2 separate regions of the Homo sapiens genome follow, and region 1 is linked to region 2. A link is a loop called in an ENCODE intact Hi-C map of the cell type or tissue named here. Cell type or tissue: HCT116. All regions are shown on one strand. Each heading gives the region's core, and the rest is flanking DNA. Links, peaks and the distances in the headings are about the cores only.

Region 1 (11,251 bases), core at 2,113-7,112, 520 kb after region 2:
TCTTAACCATTTGCATATAAGTTATGTTTGTTTAAAACAGTATGAAAGCATCTACAACTTCAAATATTTGAGTCCATTATTTATAGACTATTAACAGCATTAAACCACGTGCAAATCAATTGCAGTAGATTGAATTTTGGAGGGGACTTGTTTTTTGCTAAAAATTGAATGTTTCTGAAAAACCTGTGATAATGCCAAATAACTAAATCCTGGTTGCCACTTTCCAGCCATTCAGTTTACCTGACATTATGCCCTTATTTACTTACTTATACATACCTTGCTCAAGAAAAAAATTTAACAATAACATTGTAAAATGGTCATGTCCAGGATTCAAGGTTCTTGCCAATCCATCACCACATAGTTCCATTTGTCGACGGCCTACTGGCCTGGTGTCTGCGGGCGTCTGTTGATGTCCTCCTCTACCGGTACATTCCTCTCGACGTCCAGCTACTTGTGTCTCTGCCTGCTAATGTCTCAGGGTTTTTACAGGCACAGGATGGGGGCATGGTTGGCCAGAGCGGTCTTGGGAAATGCAACATTTGGACACAAAAACAGAAATCCCTGTCCTCACCTAGGTCCATGGGCACAAACCCAGGGATGGATTCCTAGCCAGGGACCATGCCCTTCCCTTCCCAGCACTTCCCTGCTCCCCTCCTATATCAAAATAAGGTTCTCAGATCACTTTCTAATTAATGTAATAACTTAATTTTTTTGTTGCTAGAACAATAAAATATTGCTTTACTAAATTTAAAGCTCAACAAATATCCCAGAACATTTCACAGTATATAAATAGAGTTCAGGCAATGTGATGAGAGGAAACACACTGCTTCATCCAGCACATCCTTCAGTGGACTGCAAATAATCTACTCTTCTGTCAGATGTGGTAGCTACTTGGTTCTAGTTGAGTCTCCCTTTCCACTTGCTCTTTTGTTCTAGTTTCAAAGACTTTTCTAGTCAAAGTCACGTTGCACTGTGGAATTTGGGTTAGAAAAGCAATGTGTCATACACTTCATTTAGTTTTTTATTCAATAGAAAAAGTGAAATTGCAATTACTACCTCCTCATCTCAAAGAAACATCAAGAAAATAAGGTCAAAAGTGTCTAAATTATTTTAGATAGTTACTAAACTATAAAAGAATTATTCTTCTTTACGATTCTGAAAAATCCAGTAAAATCATGTTTTGCAATGTCCTCAATATTTAAAGAATCAAATACTCGCTCATGAAATCTAAAATAAATATATACAGAGAAAGAAATGTATTCAAAGCCAAACTCTCCTTATATATCAATTATGTTTCAGCAATAGAATAGCAACATTTTTTCTCTAAACTACAATTTAAAATTAGATATCACCTATTAGAAATTCAATGGCACATGAAGTAAGTTCACAAAACTCCCCTAATAGTGGTTGGTTTTGAAACAAATTTAGGTAGTTAAAGTAGGAAATCTATTGTATGGTTAAGAAATGTATATCTGACACTGCTAATGCTCTGAACATCCAATGATTGGAACTTTAGAGTTGGAGGGGGCTTTCGGAGTCACCTGAAACAACCCTCTCTGTGGTGTTCCTGATGGTGAACCAGTCTGTATTTGAAATTTTCATGTTTAAAAAATAAAGAATTTAATGTTTGGCTCATAAAATTCTACATTCAGAAAAAAGACAGAACTCTGGTTACTACAGCAGTGACCCAGGTGTTGGATACCACATCGTAATGTCCTTGTCACCTGCTGGTCTTCCAGTGCCATCCTATAAGAAGGTGCTCACCCAGGACAAGGCCCCAAGCCCTCAAAGGAAACCCAATCAACAGTGGCCCAAGAGCCCCTCCCTCCTATCCCCAGAGCCCCCATTTCCTCTGCTTTGTCTCACATTTTCTGCTGCCCACCTGGCCCCAGGTTCATGTGTTTCTCCACACGGCCCTACAGCATCTGATCTTGGCAGTGTCCCTGTCACCAAGGTCACTGCACAAGTTCTGGTGTCCTGGGACCTCTGGAGCAAGGGTTGATGATTTCTCTTGCAACCCCCCACCTCTGGCCAGTGACACACTCCACCTGTCTGCCCTTCCACTGCGCCATTTGCTCAAGCCTGCATCTGGGACTCTTCCTAGAGTTCTCCCCATTCATCAACTCCCACCCACACCACACACACATACACACACACAGGCACACACACACAGAGACACACACACACGCAGCCACACACGCACACACAAACACACATAGGCACACACACAGGCACACACACATGGAGACATGCACACACACAGGCACACACACGCAGACACATACACACACACACACACACACACACACAGGCACACACACTGCCTCATTCAGCCCACAGGTTTTGATACTTCTAACTCCCAAATAGTCCCCAGCTCCCTCCTCTGGTATGGTTAAGAAATATATATCTGACACTGCTAATGCGCTGAGCATCCAATGATTGGAACTTTAGAGTTGGAGGGGGCTTTTGGAGTCATCTGGAACAACCCTCTCTGTGGCGTTCCTGATGTTCATCCTCATGGCGGCTGCCCCTGTCTCAGCCACTGCAATCTTAGCCCGTACTTTGCCTGAGTGTCTCTTGTGGACTCCTCACTTTTTGCCCTGCCTTCCCACCACCTGCTCTCCCTCCACAGCAGCCAGAGCCAAGTCCTTCCCTGCAGCCCTCCCTGGGCTCCCGCTCCCATTCCCACAGATCTTGAAGTATCAGCCCCTCACTGTGTCCTACAAAGCAGGCATGATCTGGCCCCTGCTGGCCTCTCAGACCCATGACTGTCCCTCTCCACCCATGTCCCTCGGTGGTCTCCCTCAGACCCTCACACTGCTACCTAGAGAGCTCCCATCCTCACTGACTTCAGGGAGGGAAAACAGAAACAAAATTGGCTGGTGTCTTAGCGCAGGCTGCCGTAACAAAATACCACAGACTGGAGGGCTTAAACAATGGACATTTATTGTTTGCTTTTTCCCAGTTCTGGAGACTGGAAGCCGAAGGTCAGGGTACCAGCATGGCCAGGTCCTGGTGAGAACCCTCTTCTTGGTTTGCAGATGGCTGCCTTCTCCCTATATCTTCACATGGCTGAGAGAGAGAGGGAGGGCCCCACCCACAGGACCCCACCCTCAGTGTTCCACACTCATACCCTCATCTAAACCTAATCACCCCGCAAAGGCCCTACCCCCTAACAATGTCACATTGGGAGTTCGGGCTTCTGCATATTAACTTGGTGGGGAGGGGCACAATTCAGTCCACAGTGGCTGGAAAATGCAGAGCTAGGGGAGTTTTTGCACTTTTTTTGGAGATGTGAACAAAATCTATATAAAACATTTGCAGGTACTTTATTGCTACTTTTCCCAGCTTTGCTCCCCTTCCACTCCTGAGGGTTCCCCTCCAAATGAAAGGCAGAGAATGCCAGACCTCTACTTCCCATCCAGAGTAAGAGCCAAAGTCTTCACAAGGCCTAACCTGATTGATAACTGATCTCACCTTCAGGCCCTCTCTGTCCTCAACTCGTCCCCAACACCCTGCTCAGCCCCACTTCAGGTACTGACCCTGACTCAGGCCTTAGGTTTTCTGATCTTTTGTGTTTTCTAATTGGGACCCTCCGTTACCAGACATCTGCATTGCCTCCTTAGGTCCTCCCTCCATTCCACAGGATCTTGTCTTAAAGGCATTTTATCTGAGGGTCTGCCCTGGGCACAACACCAAACTAAAACACCACTCCTGAACCTCTACACTCCCCTACCCTGCCTCGTTCCGATTCCTAAAATTTCTCTTTCCTGACACTGTGCATTTAGTTAGTAGTTTGTTTATTGCCTGTGTCTTCTCACTAAAAGGGAATGTATTAGTCCTTCTTCACACTGCTATAAAAAACTACCTAAGACTAGGTAATTTGTCAAGAAAAGAGGTTTAATTGACTCACAGTTCTGCATGGCTGGGGAGGTCTCAGGAAACTTACAATCATGGCAAAGGGGAAGCAAGGTGCGTCTTACATGGCGGCAGGAGAGAGAGACAGCCCACGCCAAAGGGGAAATGCCACACTTTTAAACCATCAGATCTTGTGAGACTCACTCACTATCACAAGAACAGCATGGCGGAAATCCACCCCCATGATCCAATCACCTCTCGTCAGGTCCCTCCCCTGACACATGGGGATTATAATTCGACTTGAGATTTGGGTGGGGACACAGAGCCAAACCATATCAGGGAAGCTCCGTGAGGGCCAGATTGTACTGGTTTTTTCACTGCTGGGTCCCCAGTGCTGGAGCATGGCAGGCTCTCGAGCAAGATTTATCAGGTGAGCAAATTTCATGAACAAACTGAAGAGCAGATTCAAGGAAATAGGAATTTGGGTCCACTTCTCTTTCCTCATTATTGGCAGGATTTTCAATTATTGGGGAGGTATCTGACTTGAAGTAAATTCTCTGTCAGGGAAGTTTCTCAAATTTCCCAGAAGCACTTGAGTCTACCTGAGTTCTCTTTGGTCATGGTTCCACTCAGTCAGTCTGCTCTGCACACACAACAGATGTCATTCCAATATCTGTCATACTTGATGCCCTCTGCTGGGCACCTGGGGCTGTGCATTCCTGGAGAGCTCTGCCAACCCTTGTTCTCTTGCTTGAGGAGTCAGGTCAGAACCCAAGAGAGAATGAGATTGTGACAGCAAGACATCATGAGGATGACGTGGGTTTGCTCTAGCCATATAATAACAAGTCATTTCAACATGTACTTGTATATATTTATTAACAAGGCTACATACTACCAATACTAGTGTTCTGAGATGCTCTTGGTAAAATCATTAGACCAAATGGCTTTGCACAGTCACCACTAAGATTCTGGTTTTGTTCTGCAATGACTCTCACTTTGACTAGACAGAATCAACACATCTCTATAAGCCCCAAATCACAGGCAGATCTGGGAGGTCAATGTGTAGCAAACAGCAGGTGCTCCTCTCCTACACCACTTCAGGGAATAGTGCCCACCTTCTCATCATCAGCACCAGTACACTTCAGCCAAAAGGACTTCCTGCACTATTTTCCTCCATGTGGCAGACCAGAAGAGCCTTTGAGAACAGCCCTCAAGCTCTGACTGACAGGAGTTGGGGTGTAAATACCCCAGCTCCCTCAGTCTGAGGCATGTCCCACACTATCTCCCAGGGTTTCCAGCTGGATGAAGCTCCAATGGCCCCAAGAGGTAAATGGATTGGTGCTGCACCATTATGGGCTGCCTTCTCTTTTGTCTCACTTCCCTGCACCCCTAACAGTGCTTCCTGAGATTGCCTCCCAATTAACTTTTCCTCTCTGCTTCTCAAGAAACCCAAACCAAGACAGAGTAATAGAAATATTGGAATGAGGAGGAAATGGAAAGGTCACCCAGTGCCATTCTACAAATGGGGAACTAAAACTCAAGAGATAATTGGTTCACCATGAATGCAATAAGTATTTGAGATTAGAATCCAGACTTCCAGATTCTTAGTCCAGAATTCTTTCCAGCATACCCTTATCTCCAGATACAACCTGGGCATGAGATAATCAAATGTCTACTTAGTATTTCTTTCTATTTATTTATTGTTTGTTTGTTTGTTTGTTTGTTGAGACATAGTCTCCCTCTGTCACCCAGACTGGAGTGCAGTGACACAACCACAGCTCACTGCAGCCTCCCAGGCTCAAGTTGTCCTCCTACCCCTGCTTCCTGAGAAGCTGAGACTACAGTGTGTTCCACCACGCCGGGCTAAATTTTTTTTATTTTGGTAGAGATGGGGTGCTTAGCATTTCATATCCTAGAATCTGTGACGCCCTGATTACAGTGTCATAACAAGTAAATGTTTTATGTTCACAGAAACATACTTTATTTGAAATAATTTCTATGCATTGACATATGTGAAATTCTTAAGGAAGTTGATTTCATCATTATAATAAATGGCAATTTCATACTTTTCAATATACTTCTTTTGAGATTTAGGGGTAAACTCAAAACCTGAGCATAAGTACACACAACAAAACAGGAACAGTTTTAAAAAGTGTAAGTGTATACCTAAGATAGCCCTCCCTCGGCCACATTTCCTAGAAAATCCAGTGTGAAAATATTCGAATTACAGCAAGAAATGGAATCTGGCTGGGATAGATGGATAGAAAATTGCATAAAGGAACATCCATGTGGAATAATGGTCAGACTTTGGAGGGGGAGTTAGGTTCAAGTCACTTGAGTAAACTATAGCAAATCATCCTCTATAGATTTCCAAATATCTTCACCTATTAAAATGGAGAAGCTTAGGCTAATGCCTTAATAGCACAGTTCTAAGTGTTTCAAATATTAACTCAGTTCAACTTCACAGCAACTCTTTGGGATAGGTACTAGTCTTACCACCATTTCACAGATGCATAAACAGAGGCACAGAAATGTTAAGTAGTTTGCCAAAGGTCACACAGTTAGAAAGCGACAGAGCTGGGATCTGAGCCCAGGCCCAGTTTGTGCACTTGGCCACTGCTCTTTACTGGGCTTCTGGGAGTGGCCTCAGCCTCCAAGGGAAACTCAGAAGCAAGAGTGCCTTGTAAACTATAAAGACACACCAAATGAATTACTAGAGCTGCTCAAAGCGCAAACCCACTAACTGATTTTACGGCAGTTTGAGTGCACAGGGGCTGGAGAAATTCATCATGTGGATCCCCGTCCATAAGCCTGGCCAGTCACCTCCTCAAACCCAGGTCTCTCCTCCCACCAGCAGCCTGAGAGCACCAAGTTCCTCAGCACTCTAGCCAGGAAGCCCAAAGGCTCCTTCAGCCCCTGAGGTAAGTGGTTTCTCCTCTCTGATTCCAGAATTCCTGCCTCTGGCAGCCATGTGCATCACAAAAATCATTTCAGAAGTCCAAACAGTAATATTGCTGCCACCAGAAATGAGCCGCCTAGAGAGAATTCTTTAGTGACCTGTCATCGATGAGAAGCCACTGCCAGCAGTCAGCCTGAGTGACCTCGTAGTGGTTGAAAATGCTTCCTTGGACTTCTAATTTATGGTTGGCTATATAGGTTCGAACTCCCCCTGCTAATGGCTTCCTTCTGTTTGTAGCATGCTTGGTGAGTTCAAAGAGTGATCATTGGGTGAAGAAAGTTAGAGACTTGGGACTGCTGTCTTGACTGGCACAGAGGTTAAATGGAAATTGGGACCTTAGAAAAGGTCAATGAAGTCTTAAAATAGTGGAGGGAAAGGGAAAGAATGTATTTTTGTGGGCAGTGAAATGATGCGATACTTGCCTTTCTTCTGATGTAATCTTGACACTAATTTTCCCATTTAATCCATGATCTCTTGATGTTCACTGCTCAAGAAGAGTTTGACAATAGTGTGGGTAATACGGAGGGCTTCCAAAAATAAAGCAGCAAATCATCTCAAGCACAATTCTATTGGGCTTTGCAATTAGGGCTACTTTTTGTTGCTGTGTTTGCATTTCTACTTTTAAAACATTAATGGGTTTTTTTTTTTTGTTTTTTGGTTTTGTTTTGTTTTGTTTATTCTCCAGTACCATTCCAATTGCTTCAGGGGATTAAATTCTTATAAGACACAATTTCTGCCCAAATGGAGGTAGCAAAGAACACATAAAATTTGAAAGAGGACATTGCTGAAGACAGAATTTCAGAGACATCACATTCTCCTGAAATGGGATGTTCCATTCTCCCTAAGTCATGTGGTGGGAAAAGCAAAGACGTTGGGGTCCAGTTGATCTGCACTGGAATCCTGACTCATCTGTCAGCTTGCTGTGGGGCTTTGTCAAGTTACTAGAACTCACTGAGCCTCAGTCTTCTCACCTGTAAAATGGGATCACCACGTACCTTTAAGAGGCATTTGGAAGCGCCAATTAAATGACTTATGTAAAATGTGCCTACCATGCCCTTCACTCTTTTGAAATTATTTCTTAATGTTCCATGACAGTTGTAGAGAAATAATCCACTAGGCTGAAGCTTCACAAGGACAGAAACTCTGTTTCTCTGTTTCCCAATGCCTGGCAGAGTAAGGGCTCAAAAAACGGGTCTGTCTTTACTGACCTCTCACTTCCACTCTCACAGGACGCTTGTTCCTTGGAGATGCTGAAGCAGTAGCTTCCCAACACTCCCAAAGCCACATGGATGACCCATGGCAGCTGGACCCCAGGTCACATGCCTCACCATCAGGTGTGGCATCCATGGCTGCTTCATCAAGTCAATGGCTGATTAATAACTGCCAGAAGCAGGGTTCATCAATAACTGTCATCTACTTCTCTTTATCAGTGTGTTCTGGGAGGAAATTGCTGTAAACAAATTTGTGAAGGAAAATCAAATAGCTTATATCAAATTCCAACTAAATTTACAACTAAATTCAGAATATCGTTGCAATATTGTTAGAGACAGAGAGAGAGAAGAAGAATAGCCCTTGACATGGAGTGAGAAAACCTGGCTTCTAGTCCATGCCATTTGGAATTGCAGCTTTAGAAAATCCTGTGTGCCCTATTATCTTGTAGCCAACAAAATATAGTAAATTTGCATGTCCTAAAAATACTTAGCTACTGCACTGCTTATACCTTGGGATATGGGGGTGGCACACAGAGCAATATCAAATTTCCTAAAAATGGAAATTTCCAAATTCACAAGCCTGGGCTGTACTTTAGGCTACTTGGATTGTAGTTCCTAATATACACTCTCAGCCATGGGCCACTGAGCTCCAGTGTATAATGCCACCCCAGTTGCCAAGAAAGTAAGACTGACCTTGGCCCTGCCAGGCTGACTTGCTTGAGTTACCCTGTGGGGTAAACTGTATTCTCTGCTTGCAACCCTTGCTTCCTTCCCACCCTTGCCATGAGTCACTGTGAATGGACTTCATTTTCTCCGTTGATATTGGGCTTGTCTATATATTGTGCTTTGGCCAATAAGATATGGGCAAAAATGACAGTGTGCCAATTCTGAGCCCAGGGCTTCAGAAACATCACATTTCTGCTCACCCTTATTTGGCTTCAGCAACAACCATGAGCTGACTACATCCTGGGTCATCAAGGGTCCCAGAATGACAGACAGATGGAGGAAGCCTGAACCCACTGGGAACTTGAAGCCAAGATCAGCTCTCTGACCTAGAGGCCCAAGATTTTTAAAGAATCAGTGATTGTTGTTTTATGTTGCTGAGATTTTTGATGGTGTTTATTACACAGCATTAAACACCTCCCAAAGCTAAGAATTACATGAATTTGCATGGTCTGTGATTTAGTGCCTCCTGTTTTACCTTCAGCTCCATCGCCAGCCTTATTGATTTATCTGACTTGATATTTACTAAGAACAGAAAGATTTCCCAGGGACACTGTCAGGATCTGAAAAGAGATTGTCCCATAGCTCTCATGTCTAAGAATCTCCTGTGAATAGACAACAGTTTGACCAACTCATAAATGAATGTGGGGGAAAAAGGGAACTGTCCCTGGTTATCGTCCAGTCTTGTTCAAGAGACCTGGATATTTCTCCATTGTGAACCCCACAGCTCCAGGATTTGAGACTAAAACATGTTTCATTTACACCCACAAGATTTCATGGGAAATGAAGACATCAGGCTTCTACCTTGTTTTCATAACTCTGTGTGAAACCCAAATCTTTCTAACAACTTTTGTATAAACTCTTGCAGTGATTGGATGCAAATCTAGACAATCAGGGCCAGAGAGAAATCTGGAAATGGTCCTGATGCCTCCTGCCCCTTCCGCTCTGCTGTGGACTCAAGTGTGGTTTCTGGAAAGCTGTTCTCTCACATGTGCCTCAAATGCCTCTTTGGTCAGAGCAGGAAGCACAAGGAAAGCTTTTGGGATTCGGATGGACAGACAGATAGCTTGGTATGTTGTTTCTTTGGGGTTGCCCTTAGCAACCCGATTAAGGAAATTGCTTGCAGGCAGTTTTCTGGAAGAACATGGCCCGGGGCAATAGAGGAGAAAGATTTTGAAAAGACCATCTTTGGAGCTTGAGGGGGTTTGGCAAGACCACGTCTCAGCAGGAGCCCCACTGCTTCTGCAAAACACTTGGAGAGCACACAATATTGTTGGCTCATATCGATGTTTATACAGTGCTGACTTCAGATATAAATACTTCCCCACTTTTCTAAATTATCCTATGTCATTTTATGAGATGCTAGTTGCCATTTTCAATCTTCTTCCAGCATTTAAAAGTGGGAGAAAAAAGGATATTATACTCTGCAGGCATAAAAAATGAGAACAGATAATATTTATTGAGCACTTACTAAGTACCCAACACTGCCTTGTGTTTTCGTATCTCATTTAACCCACACAAAAATCCTAGGAGATAGGTACTATTAGAAACTCTTTTTCCTATAAGAAAACTGGATTTAGACACATTAAATAACTTGGTTGAGTCTATAAGGCTGGAAATGGAATTGGTACTTTAAGGTCCCTGTCATCCTGACTTTAAGATTGGTTTCCTTAATAGCTACTTTGAGTTAGAAGAGTGTCCATGAATTGTAGAGTACTGGCCTTTAAATTCCATGTGTCATGAAATGAGCTCCTTAAAGTTAGATGAGATTAACATGAAATCAGCACAAGAGAGCGCTACCTTCTGCAAGTGTCAGTGATAGCCAATAATCACAACATCATTTAATTGATTCATCAATCAATTCATTAATAGGGAGCTGAGCACCCTTTGTGAGCATAAGTCTACAACTGTAGGCTTGTTCATGACAAGGGTGTCACAGCTCCATCCTGTAACTTACCATCTGATATTAAAAATGTATTAATAAATTTAAGTAATAAATTGTATGATGGTTATTTTTTAAGTTTCCTTAGCTGTTAAAAGAATATGGTGAAATATTTATAGTAGAAAGATATCTGAGATTTACTTCAACATAATATGGAGGAGTGACAAAGCTGGGTGCTAGGGATGTAGGAGTTCACAGGCTATACTCTCTATTTTTGTATATGTTTGAATATTTCTACAGTGACAAATTATTTTTAAAAAAACTTATCACCTAATGGGCAGGCCTAATAATTATTTGGAAATAAGTTGAATTGAGGGAAATAAGGTTAATACTTAAAAGATAGACCCAATTTACAAGGATAACTTTTTAAAAGACAGATCAATTCAGTTCATGATAATTCAAAGAAAAGAGGGAGAATGAGCCTAATTGGAGCCCAGAAATAGGCACTTTCAACACGAGGCTAGACAGGACGCATAAAACAGTGGTGTAGAGGAAAAGAGGAGGGGACCTCAGTGAACCCCACTGATTACCTCAGGGGTTCTTCCCACAAAAGGAAGC
Region 2 (11,251 bases), core at 2,394-7,393:
GAGATGGAGTGTCGCTCCTGTCGCCCAGGCTGGAGTGCAATGGCTTGATTTTGGCTCACTGCAAACTTCACCTCCCAGGTTCAAGCAATTCTCCTGCCTCAGGCTTCCTAGTAGCTGGGATTGTAGGATTACAGGCCCAGGCCACCACACTCGGCTAATCTTTTTCAATTTTTAGTAGAGACAAGGTTTCACCATGTTGACCAGGCTGGTCTCGAAATCCTGACCTCAGGTGATCCACCCGCCTCGTCCTCCCAAAGTGCTGGGATGACAGGCATGAGCCACCACGCCTGGCCATCAACACATTTTTATAAAACCCATTTTGTGATGGTATTGGGGCTGCACACAATAGAACACTCCTATGTGATTTTGCTTTTTTCTCTCATTGACAGATTAGCTAAAGTTGAGTCTAACATTTAGCTGTAATATTTTTCTTGATTACATAGGATTCTGTTATTTGTTTTTCTTTGGAATCCACTGTACAGAAAATAATATGCAGCCTCTTTCATCTGAGTCACTTCCCCATGCCTCCCGTTTCTTCAGACTCTAGGAGGCAGAAATGCAATCAGGTTTTATCTTCAGCACAGGCCTCTGGTACATGGTCAAGGCCCATGATGGGGTCTGGGGAGTGGAAGGAATTTAGGTTAACTCTGGCACAGAATGAAGGAGACTTCATCTCTGAAACTCTGATCTCTTAAGGTTGATTCTCTTGAGGGAAACTCAGGATGGAGCTTTGCAGAGGTCTCTCCCAGGCCTGGGGTTCCCATGCTTCCATATGGGCTTTAGGTGGGGGCATAAATCGCGCTCGTATTTGGTTAGTGTTCTGCAGGGTGAATTAACCACTTTTCTCTGACCCTAACAAATGGTCAGGCCTGGTGGACACCTTTTCCCTCTGCTATTTCCAAAGTCTTCAAATGTCTGCCCCAGCAATGCCTCCAGGGCATGCCCATGTTGACGGGGACAAGCTGAGCCAGGCAGGGGTCACTCATCCCATTTGGAGAAAACAGAATCACTCTCCCCAAAAGTTAGCAATTGGAATAGAGGGACTGCCCAGTGATTCTCAACTTGTGCTGCATAATGCAATCATCTGAGAGCTTGGAAATATTGCAGATAGCTCTACCTTCAAATTCTACTTCAAATTGTCTACTGTGGGCCTTTAGACTTTTTTTGGAGGGGTATTGTTTAAATGTTTTACTTTTAAATTATGAAATATTCTAAACACTTAGAAATACACAGATAATACATGTAGCACATATCCATGAATCTAGCACCTAGATTTAGCAATGTGGTACTTTGTTTTAGGAAAGGGAACAAGGGAAGAAAGAAGAAAAAAAGTAAGGAAGAGAGGGAGGGAGGAAAAGAGAAAGAGGAAAGAGCAGGTAGAAGAGTTAAAAACGGAAAGGAAGGAACAAAGAAAAGGAAATGACATCTCTGTCTACCATGGCTGGGCTTTGTGATCCGTGGTTTATACTCTCGATTTCATTGAATTCTCATGCAAAATGGGAACAAGTTGCTTCTTGGATGGCTCAGCACCATTTCTGTGGTCACACAGCTCTCAGGTGGCTGCAGGATTTGGAACTCAGGTGTTCCGGCCCCAGAGGCCCCTCAGTCTCCCTGCTGTTCGTGCCATGCCTTGCAGGGAGGAGGATGAGCCCTGGGAACAGGCAGGCAGATGTCTGCACCTGTCATGGTGACCACCAGCTCAAACACTTCCTGTGGGTTCTAACTGTGGCCCCCACTCCACCCAGGACCTCCAGCTACAGAAGGAAGCATGAATGGAGCTGGGAGCCATCTTGGCTGAGCTTTCAATGACTGTAACTTCAAGTTGTGGTCAAGAGCTGCTTGGTGAGATGGGGCTTTAGATGGCATTTCCTAAGGAGGCTCCTTAGATCTTCTGTAAAGTAGACTGGGGATCACCTCTCCACCACAGGTACAATCGAGTGATCCCCACTGCCCTCCAGTGTCCTCAGCCAGGACCACCGACAGGATTTTCATCTCTACCACTTTGGCTATGAAATCAGCAAAGGCCAAGGTTATCAAGGAAGAAAAATAAATATAATAAAATGCTTGGCAAAGATCCACTGGGATCTGAAAATGAGTTACAATGAAGAAACGGGGGAAGGATGTTTCCCCTAGGAGGTCACAGGGATTAAAAATGACCTGCCAGAGAACACCCATGTGAGTGGACATTCCAGAACATTATCCTTCACATGCATAATGTGTGAAGATGCAGATGCAGGCAGCCACAGACAAGGCTGCCCCTAGTTTGGTCAGAAGGACTTACTGTGCTTGGCAGTGGGGGAAATGGCTCAGCATATTCATTCTCTCACTCCCTGTCTCTCTCCCTCTCTGCCTCCCCCTCCTTTTTTTCTCTCTCCTGCCTTCTCCGCTCTATGCATTATCTTATTTTATTAAGTGATAAGCTGTTGAAAATGCTCCAGATAAATGATTTTTCTCAATTTGAACTACATTCAATACAGCAGTTTAGAGCTCAAAAACATGACTTTGATTGAAAACAGCAAATTGCAAAATGATGTGTACAGTAACATCCCACTTATGGTGTCAATACTACCAGACAATACTACCAGAGAAAGGGCTTCTGGGTGGCATTTGCTTCCATGATTTGGGTGATGGTGTCGCAAGTTTGTTCTTTGTGGAAGTGCACAGAGCTGTACACTGTGGACATGGCCCTTTTCCATATTTGTATTATACTTCAATAAAGTTACAACAAATTATAATGAATACACATGCAAAACAATGCTTGTAACATTTATGGACATGCAGTGTAGTTAAAAGCACAAGATCTTGGGGAAACTGAGATTCAGAGAGGTAGAGCAACCCCAGCTGAAGTCTGTATGCTCAGGAAGTGGTACACATGACATGCCAATCCAGGCCTGGAATATTTCAAAGATACAGCTCTTTCTGCAAAACTATGATGCCTCTACTAAGGGATCATCTTGGATCAAACCAAGGAGCTGTGAATGTCCATGAGACAGTTGGCCTATTAACTTACACCAGCTCTGTCCAGGACTAATATCTACAAAACAAAATAGAGGTGCTGTTATTTATATGTGAGCTCTATTGTCATCATCAATAAAATGTAGCTTATAGTACTTCCTCCACATCATATGCAAAGTCATTGTACAAATCTGATGAGATAATGTTGAGAGAAATATGGTGAAACTGAGAATTATAGTTGGCATACATGATACAAATCCCTAATTACTGGTTGCATTTTTATATCTGACTTTACTTCCTGAAACATACAGATAGTTTCTCTCTCCCAGCTACTGGAACCTTCATCAGTAGAGGGTACCCTGTCTCCCTCTTTCCCTGCTTTCTACCATACAGGGGTTTAACACATTCTTAACCTTTAGACTATTGTCTACTTTGATCCTCAGAGCATCCTAGGAAGGGAGGCTAAAGACAGCAGGTGGGAGAATATCCATTTCCTCTTATAGATACGGGAGATATAGAAGCTGATCTTCCATATCTATAAGATAGATCTCATCTACCAAGATCTAACTCTAAGACAGATCTTACCAAGAATCCCAGCCCCTAGCCAGACAGCCCTAGACAAGGACAGGGAGCAGAAAACATGATACTTGGGACTTCCCACCTGTACCTATTTTCTTTTTGTGCCACCTACAAGCAAAGTGACCTCAATGCTCTGTATCCATATGTTGATTCAACTCTTGCAGATTTTCTTAAGGCATATATTTCCAATGACCAAAGACATTTTCTTACATGCCATCATATTATTATGAAAATAAGAAAATTTAGCATGGATAGAATGCTATTGTTTAGTCCCAAGTCCATTTTCAAATATCATCACTTGTCCAAACAATGTCCTTTTTCCTATTTACCCCAGTCCAGGATCCAATCATACTTGGGTTAATGTCTCTTTAGGCTTTTTTGTTTTGGAACATTTCCTCAGGATCTCTTTGTGTTTCTTCACCTTGATGTCTTTGAAGAGCAGAGGCCAGTTATTTTCTAGGTTGTTACTCCCTGGATTTCTCCAGTGTCTTTCATTTTTGGCACGAAACCCACAGAAGTGATGTTGGGCCCTTCTCAGTGCATCTTTCTAGGATCCTCATGATGTCTGTTGATGGTGTTAACTTTGAGCTCAATTAATTTTTGATTCACATTGAATGAAATGACCTTGGGCAACTCCCACATTTGGAAGGCTGATTCTAGATTACCTGAGGGCTTATTTTACTTTGGGGGTTGGGAATGATGTTGGATAACGTCCTTTGGCCTCTAATATGTACTTTTAAAATATTTGCCTGTAACTGAAAAATGAAAATGAAAATTATCAGCAAACTAGATCAACTTAGTATTTCCTAACAAATTAGTCTAATAAAGGATTCAGATTGAAGGTCATGGATAAAATAGTTTTTGTTTTATATAAAGTGAGTGAATATTTAGTTTAAGCAGCAACTGTTAATCTATGAGACTCTGCCCTGACTCAAGTTAGAATACAGTACATTTGCTAAAGGGAATTTCCATGGTTGTTTTTTTTTTTGCCTTTTTCTAGTAAACTGAAATGTGTGGAAAGACCATCAGGTGGCGCACTGGTTCCAGTCGTTTTATCAGCAAATTTCCCACTGGGAAGGAAATTTGCTTGCTACTGGAAAACGCTGATTGCTCAAAAAGCCAACTCAATGAGCTTTTTGGAATCTAAAAAGAAAAATCGGTTTGAGGAAAACTTTCATACATATATTTTGAGCGGAGGTTGGATTTGTTTTCATGAGAATGTTTCCCTTTTCCTCATTTTCTGGCTCCAAGTTTAGGAAAACATTTAGGCGCATGAGTAAAAAAAGAGGAAAAAGAAAATCAGAACTAACTACTATCCTTTACACCTTTAAGTCTTAAAAATCCTTAACTCTTTTAGAGATGTTTTGCCTCTACCATTTCCTGGAGGAAAAGAAATATTCAAAGAAAAAAAAATCCTGACTCTTACTTCATGGGTGGCAACATGTGTCTGTGGTGTGTGTGTGTGTGTGTGTGTGTGTATGTGGGGGGGGGGGGATATGAGTGTGTGCGCTAGAGAATATATGGGGAGGAAGGGAAGAACAACAAACAGTTTTATAAAATCCCTTCCCATTCTCACTGAAGTTTTATGTAATTTTAAAACTTTTAACCTCTAATAGTTTCAGTTGTAGGTATGTGACATGATTTGGCTGTGTCCCCACCCAAAGCTCACCTTGAATTGTAATAATCCCCATGTTTCAAGGATGGGGCCAGGTGGAAATAATTGAGTCATAGGGGCGGTTTCCCCCATACTGTTCTCATGGTAATGAATACGTCTCACGAGATCCGACAGTTTTATAAAAGGGAGTTCTCCTGCACTATGTAAGGCGTGACTTTGCTCCTCATTCACCTTCCACTATGATTGTGAGGCCTCCCCAGCCATGTGGAACTGTGAGTCAATGAAATCTCATTCCTTTATAAATTACCCAGTCTTGGGTATGTCTTTATTAGCAGCATGAGAACAGGCTAATACAGCGTGGGAGGATCTCTAACCAAATTTTAACACATTGAAGAGGCAGACAGCTTCTTTCTCACATCTGATATGGACTGCAGGAAACTCTTTCACCTGCTGCAACCTTGTTTTTTTCCCTCTGTTTTTTGGCTTTTTGTAGACTGACATTTTAAAAATCAAGTATAAATCTATTCATGTGATTTCACTCTACTACTGAAGAGATTGACTTTTAAACTCCATTTAATGCTTGGCCAAAGTTTTAAAGTACTAGAAAATTCCAAAAGTTCATCTCCAGATTTCTCCAAATCAAGGAATAGACCAAACTGAATGGTTGCTGCATGTTGCTTGTACCCCTAATTTTTGTTAATGGTGTCATTCGAGTCTCCTAAATGAATAAATGGGTCACAAAAATTTCTGCAGTGTGTGTGTCACTGCACCTCTGGAATGGCATAGGGAAGAGACTGGAAGCAATGAAGTAGCCACCGAGTAACCCCTCTGCCAAGAACACGTGGCCAGGCAGTTCCACACAGATCCATGGATCAGTCAGCTCCACTTAATTTGCCTGTTCAGTCATTAAAGGGCAATATCTGGGGCTGTGTCTCTTTTGGAATTCTGCCCTGGCTGATAGCTTACACTTACCAGGGACACTGGGTGGCTCCCTAATTAGGAGGAAAAAAAAGACCTCAGAAATCCTTTTAAAATTTTTTGTCAATCCTCACATAATTATAATTTGTGGTTCTACTTCTTTAAATACAATAATTTTAATTTTTTAATTTTACAAATAGCAACAAAATCCTCTTACATTTGACAAATTATAGTACGCATATGTGCAAACCAAAGTATTGATTCAAACTCCAGGCACAAATGGACTTGCAGATCCCGGCAATAACTCTTTGCTTTTTCAGGAATATTGAGGACAGGGGAAAAATGGTTTTCACTTGAGCTAAGTGAAGTTCACATGTATTATTTCAAGATATGCAAGCCACAAAACTTACTGTTTGTGATGGGGTATAGACCTGCGCAAGCCTTTCTGTCGGCTTCCAAATTCCCTGTTCCACTGACACTGTGGTTCTAAAATCTGGGGACACATAAGAATGATCCAAGGAACCTGCTGAAAAAGCAAGCCTGGTAGAGTTGATTCAGGTCCAGGAAACTGCATTTTAACAAGCATTCGAAGAGATGTAGAGCACGCTTTAATAAGAGCGCTTTGCATGCAACAGCCAATTTTCATGATTGATCATACTTCATGTGCATGTCACTTTCAAGTTTACGGTGTTTTCAAGTAGACCGCAGGTTTTAACTGTGCCTGCTTTGTGCCTTAATGTTTCCAGCAACTCCTGAGAAGACCTGCCCTCAAATCCTCAAGCACTATTGAATAAGAGCAACTGCCTTCGTGAGTCTCACATGGAATTCACCTTCTGTATCCACTGGCTCCGCAGGGTAGACTGTAGGACTTGAGCATCCTCAGACTTTAGTATCCATGGGGGTCCTGGAACCAGCCGCCTATGATGGATACCAAAAGACCCTTGTATAACCTGAAAAATAGCAACAGTCAGCCACCCTGAGGTCCAGTTCTGGCAAAGAATAGCAACCAAAGAAACACAATCCAAAGAGAAGACATTTTAAATCTTTACTTCATTTTCTCAAACAATGCCCTAAGGGTGTTTTATATATAAATATATAGATTATTTAAAACCTATTTTTAATTCTGCTCACAATTGGCAGCAGTTGCACCAGAGCCCGTTTTCTTGTCTGAATAATAAAAAAGTTTCTCTCTTGAATACAGAGTAGATTCTTATCTGTTTTTCTCTGCTTCATTTACTTTCTTGATATATCCTTTCATTTTTAACTAGCAATTTTACTTTTCCTATTAAAATACTTAGTTCCATTGGTCAGCTGTGGTGGCTCACACCTGTAATCCCAGCACTTTGGGAGGCCAAGGCGGAAGGACCACTTGAGTTAGAGACCACCCAGAAGTTAGAGACCAGCCTGGACAACATAGCAAAATCCCGTCTCTACAAACAACACAAAAATTAGCTGGATATGGTGGCATGCACCTGTAGTCCCAGGTACTTGGAAGGCTTAGGAAAGAGGATCACTTGAGCCCTGGAGGTCAAGGCTGCAGTGAGCTGTGATCATGCCACTGCACTCCAGTCTGGGTGACAGAGCAAGACCCTGTCTCAAAAAACAAACAAACAAAACAAAAGAAAATTTAGTCCCATAGACTTCTGCAATTTCCTCTCCTCTATTGTACTCTTAACTTATTCATTACCTTGATTCTTTTACACAACAAATTCCAAGAGACACTGGGAGGATACAGACTCCATAGCAGATGAGGGAGGGGATGGAGGCATGAGTAACCGTAGAGGAACCCACCATTCACAAATGTACACACTGAGCTTCCACAGAGGGGGCCTTTGGACAAAAGCCTCAATAACTTAAACTGAAGCTCACATTTGAAGACACCGACATATATTATATAATTTAATTTTTATCAAACTTTCAAAAATTGAGTATTATTAACCCAATGTTCCAAATGAAGACACTACATTTTATAAAGATTAAATAAATTCTACTGCCAGAAAATAAAAATCCAACATTCTCTCCACCACAGACACAATATCATTCAAACATTAAAAACTTTACGGTATTATATAATTTATTGAAAAAATATTTTTTATATGATGTATCTTGTGAAAATATTTTCAACAAAATACATAATAAATGTTGAATTGAGTTTGATTTAATGTAATATTATTGTATATTAATGGTTTATTAAACAAATAGCGTCTACTTAACAAGTGAACATTATTGCTAGAATGTACTGTTATCTCACATTCCTTGACATTGGCTCCCTTTTGAATGCTGGCTTTGTCTTAATATATTTCTCCATTTCTGCCCAAAGGTCACACTGACACTATGGAGGCTCCAGGTTTATACAAGCAAGGCTTAAGCTTGCTGGCCAATCACCCATAGGTATTTGGCCCACTGTTCCCTTTTTCTTCAATGCCTGGGAAAAAAAAAAAAATACCTCCACTAGAATCTTCATTTTACAGATTGGGAAGAAATGCTGATGCTATCTAGGAAACTACAGTCAATGCAGTTCCATTCAAAATTATCACAGAACTTAAAAAGCATGAAGATTTACTTAAAAAATATCTATACACACACTTGTAGGAAAAATGACCAAATCAGAAAATAAGACAAATTGTCTAAAGCTAAAGTAACTAAGATAATGTTGTATTAATGTAGGGATAGACTCCCCCTAAAAAATCCCAGAACTGAATAGCGGTTCTAGAAACATATCTATGATTATATAAGCAACCCTGACTTGAGGCAGAGCTTGTACTGCAGATTAGTGGAGAGAAAGCACTTCAACCAATGATGTAAAGGTGATTGGGCATCCATCATAGTCTATTCCTGCTGCTATAATGAAATGCTTTAGGCTGGGTAATTTATAAACAAAAGAAATGTATTTCTCATGGTTCTGGAGGCTGGGAAGTCTAAAGTCAAGGTGTGAGCAGATTCAGTGTCTGGTAAGGGCTGCTCTCTGCATAACAGATGGCATCTTTTTGCTGCATATCCTTAAATGGCATGAGGGGGAAGGGACAGGGGCCAAGTTATTTCTCTCCAGCCATCTTATCACATCACTAGTCCCATTAGAGGGCTCTCCCCATCACTCAATCATTTCCCAAAGGCCCCACCTCTTATTACTAGTGCATTGGTAATTAAGTGTCAATATATAAATTTGGGGAGACACATTCAGACCATAGCATCATCTATGTAGAAAGAGCATGAGGTTAACACTGTACTTCACACCATAACAACAACAAATGGTGATGCACACTTATATATGAAAATGTAAAATGAATACTTTCAGCAGATAATATGAGATCATTATAACGTTGCAATAGGAAGGAGTTTTTAAACAATTCATAAGAAACACAAACTGTAAGAAAAGAGATAAATTAATTTAATTAGATTTTAATTAATAACTAATGTGAAAAAAATCAAAATAAAAAGACAGACTAGACAGACTAGGAAGAGATCCTTGTAGTGCATGTAACTGACAAAGGGTTAGTATATTGGATATTTAAATTATGCCAAGAATGTCCACAAAAATAAAAAAAAAGAAAACAACCCAACAGATGAATAAAAAGAACATTTGAAGAGGAACTTTATAGAAGAGAAAATTTGGATGGCTAATAAGCATATGAAAGAAGTTCAACCTGATTAGGAAAAGGGGAACTGCAAATCATAAAACCAAATGAAATACTATTTCACATTCATGCAGCTAAAACAGGTTAAAAACTTTGGTTAGTATAGACGGTTAGCAAGAGTGTGAATAAATGGGAGCAATTATATAGTGCTGGGAACCTGTCAACTACTACAGCTTCCATGCAGACAATTGGATTTTATCCAGGAATGTTGGCAATGCAAACAAGACCAATAACTCAGGGCCCAGGATTTCTACTCTCTGCATAGATTCCATAGAGAAATGCAAGCTTTTATACTTGTGCAAAAGCACTCATAGCAGCTTTGATTTTGATGCTGAGTGTGCACACATGTGCACACACACCCAAACCAGAAGGACCAAAATGCCTACAAAAAGAAAATGGCAAAGTAAACTGCGGCATATCTGGAAAAAGCAAAATTTTTCATTTGTGTCATTGGATAAATGACAGCTTCATGGAAATTGTGAACAGATTTCAGGAACATAATATTGTGAGAAAAGCAAGTGACTGCAAAGATGATGTAAACTCAGTAATATACAAAAACTAGATGCTATATTTTAGAAACACTTTCATATGCAGTAAAACTATTGAGAAAACTTTGGAATGTGAAGAATGAAATGAGATGCCTGAGGTGTCCACAGGATCCCTCCAAGCTGCTGCTGCTGTTCCTTTTCTTCATCTGGTTGATGGGTCGGGAGTGCTTGCTGTATTATTGCCATTATGCCTTTTATCTATTTTACTTATTTTTCTTACACGTATTTTATAAACTTCTTTTACATTTACTTAATAAAAACAGGGTATGAATAAAACAGAAATTTAAAATATTTTTAAATGCCTTTTCAACTTATAACTTACTCTGCCTTTCTGTGTCCACCACCCAAGGTTTGTTCCCATCCCCATAGACAAGTGCCCTGGAATGCAGTCCCCCAGTGACTTCTTTGATGCTAGTCTCTGCCCGTCCTAGTGCATTATCCACATCAGTCCAATATTGACTTCAAACACCGGTGTTCTTACTTTAGAATCTACAGTGGCTGTCCAATGATAAGGACCTCTGCTCCCATTTCTCCCACTATGTGGTCTCTGCTCCCCTCTGTTCCAGCTCAGGGTACAAATGCACCTTTGAAGATGCGGGTCCTGAGTGAGGCACAGGGCATTCCATTCCTGCTGAGGCATGCATTGTTTACCTATCTCCCCTCAATACCAGCTTTGCTGGAGGGCACTTCCATTGGCAAGCACTGGCAGACTCCTTAAGGCACAAAAAAAATCCAGCACTGAACGGGCGAGGCACAGCTTGGAGGGTAATGAAGAGGATGTTGGTAGAAATACCTTGAGCATGTGTGAGCCTATAGTGGACGAAGCAAGTTAGTGAGGGGACAGGAGCACAGGGGCTAGAACCCAAGTTGGAGACAAGGGGGACAGATTTGCAAGAAGGAGGTTGGAAAGCTAAGAAGGGGTTCATGTGCTGTGTTTCCCAAATAGGGATTCTTGTGCTAAGAAGCAGCAAATAGTCTTTTAAGCGCATAGAATGCAACAC

Evidence for each region. Peaks named below come from ENCODE experiments on the same cell type or tissue, not always from the same donor. Only the 100,000 strongest peaks of a DNase experiment are listed, where the experiment ranks them.
Region 1: a loop joins it to region 2, with 6 times the contacts of the local background. A loop is called at or near these places in 14 of 110 quality-filtered maps.

What each region holds. Positions count from the first base shown.
Region 1 is chr20:21,789,565-21,800,815 of GRCh38, reverse strand. No RefSeq gene overlaps it. Among named protein-coding and RNA genes, the nearest start is that of PAX1, 90 kb to the right of the region's middle. In HCT116, for the core only: a CTCF peak has its summit at 4,589 (motif pointing left); a DNase peak (open chromatin) is centred at 4,555.
Region 2 is chr20:22,306,260-22,317,510 of GRCh38, reverse strand. No RefSeq gene overlaps it. Among named protein-coding and RNA genes, the nearest start is that of LINC01427, 29 kb to the right of the region's middle. In HCT116, for the core only: a CTCF peak has its summit at 4,557 (motif pointing right); a DNase peak (open chromatin) is centred at 4,570; H3K27me3 peaks cover 1,418 bases.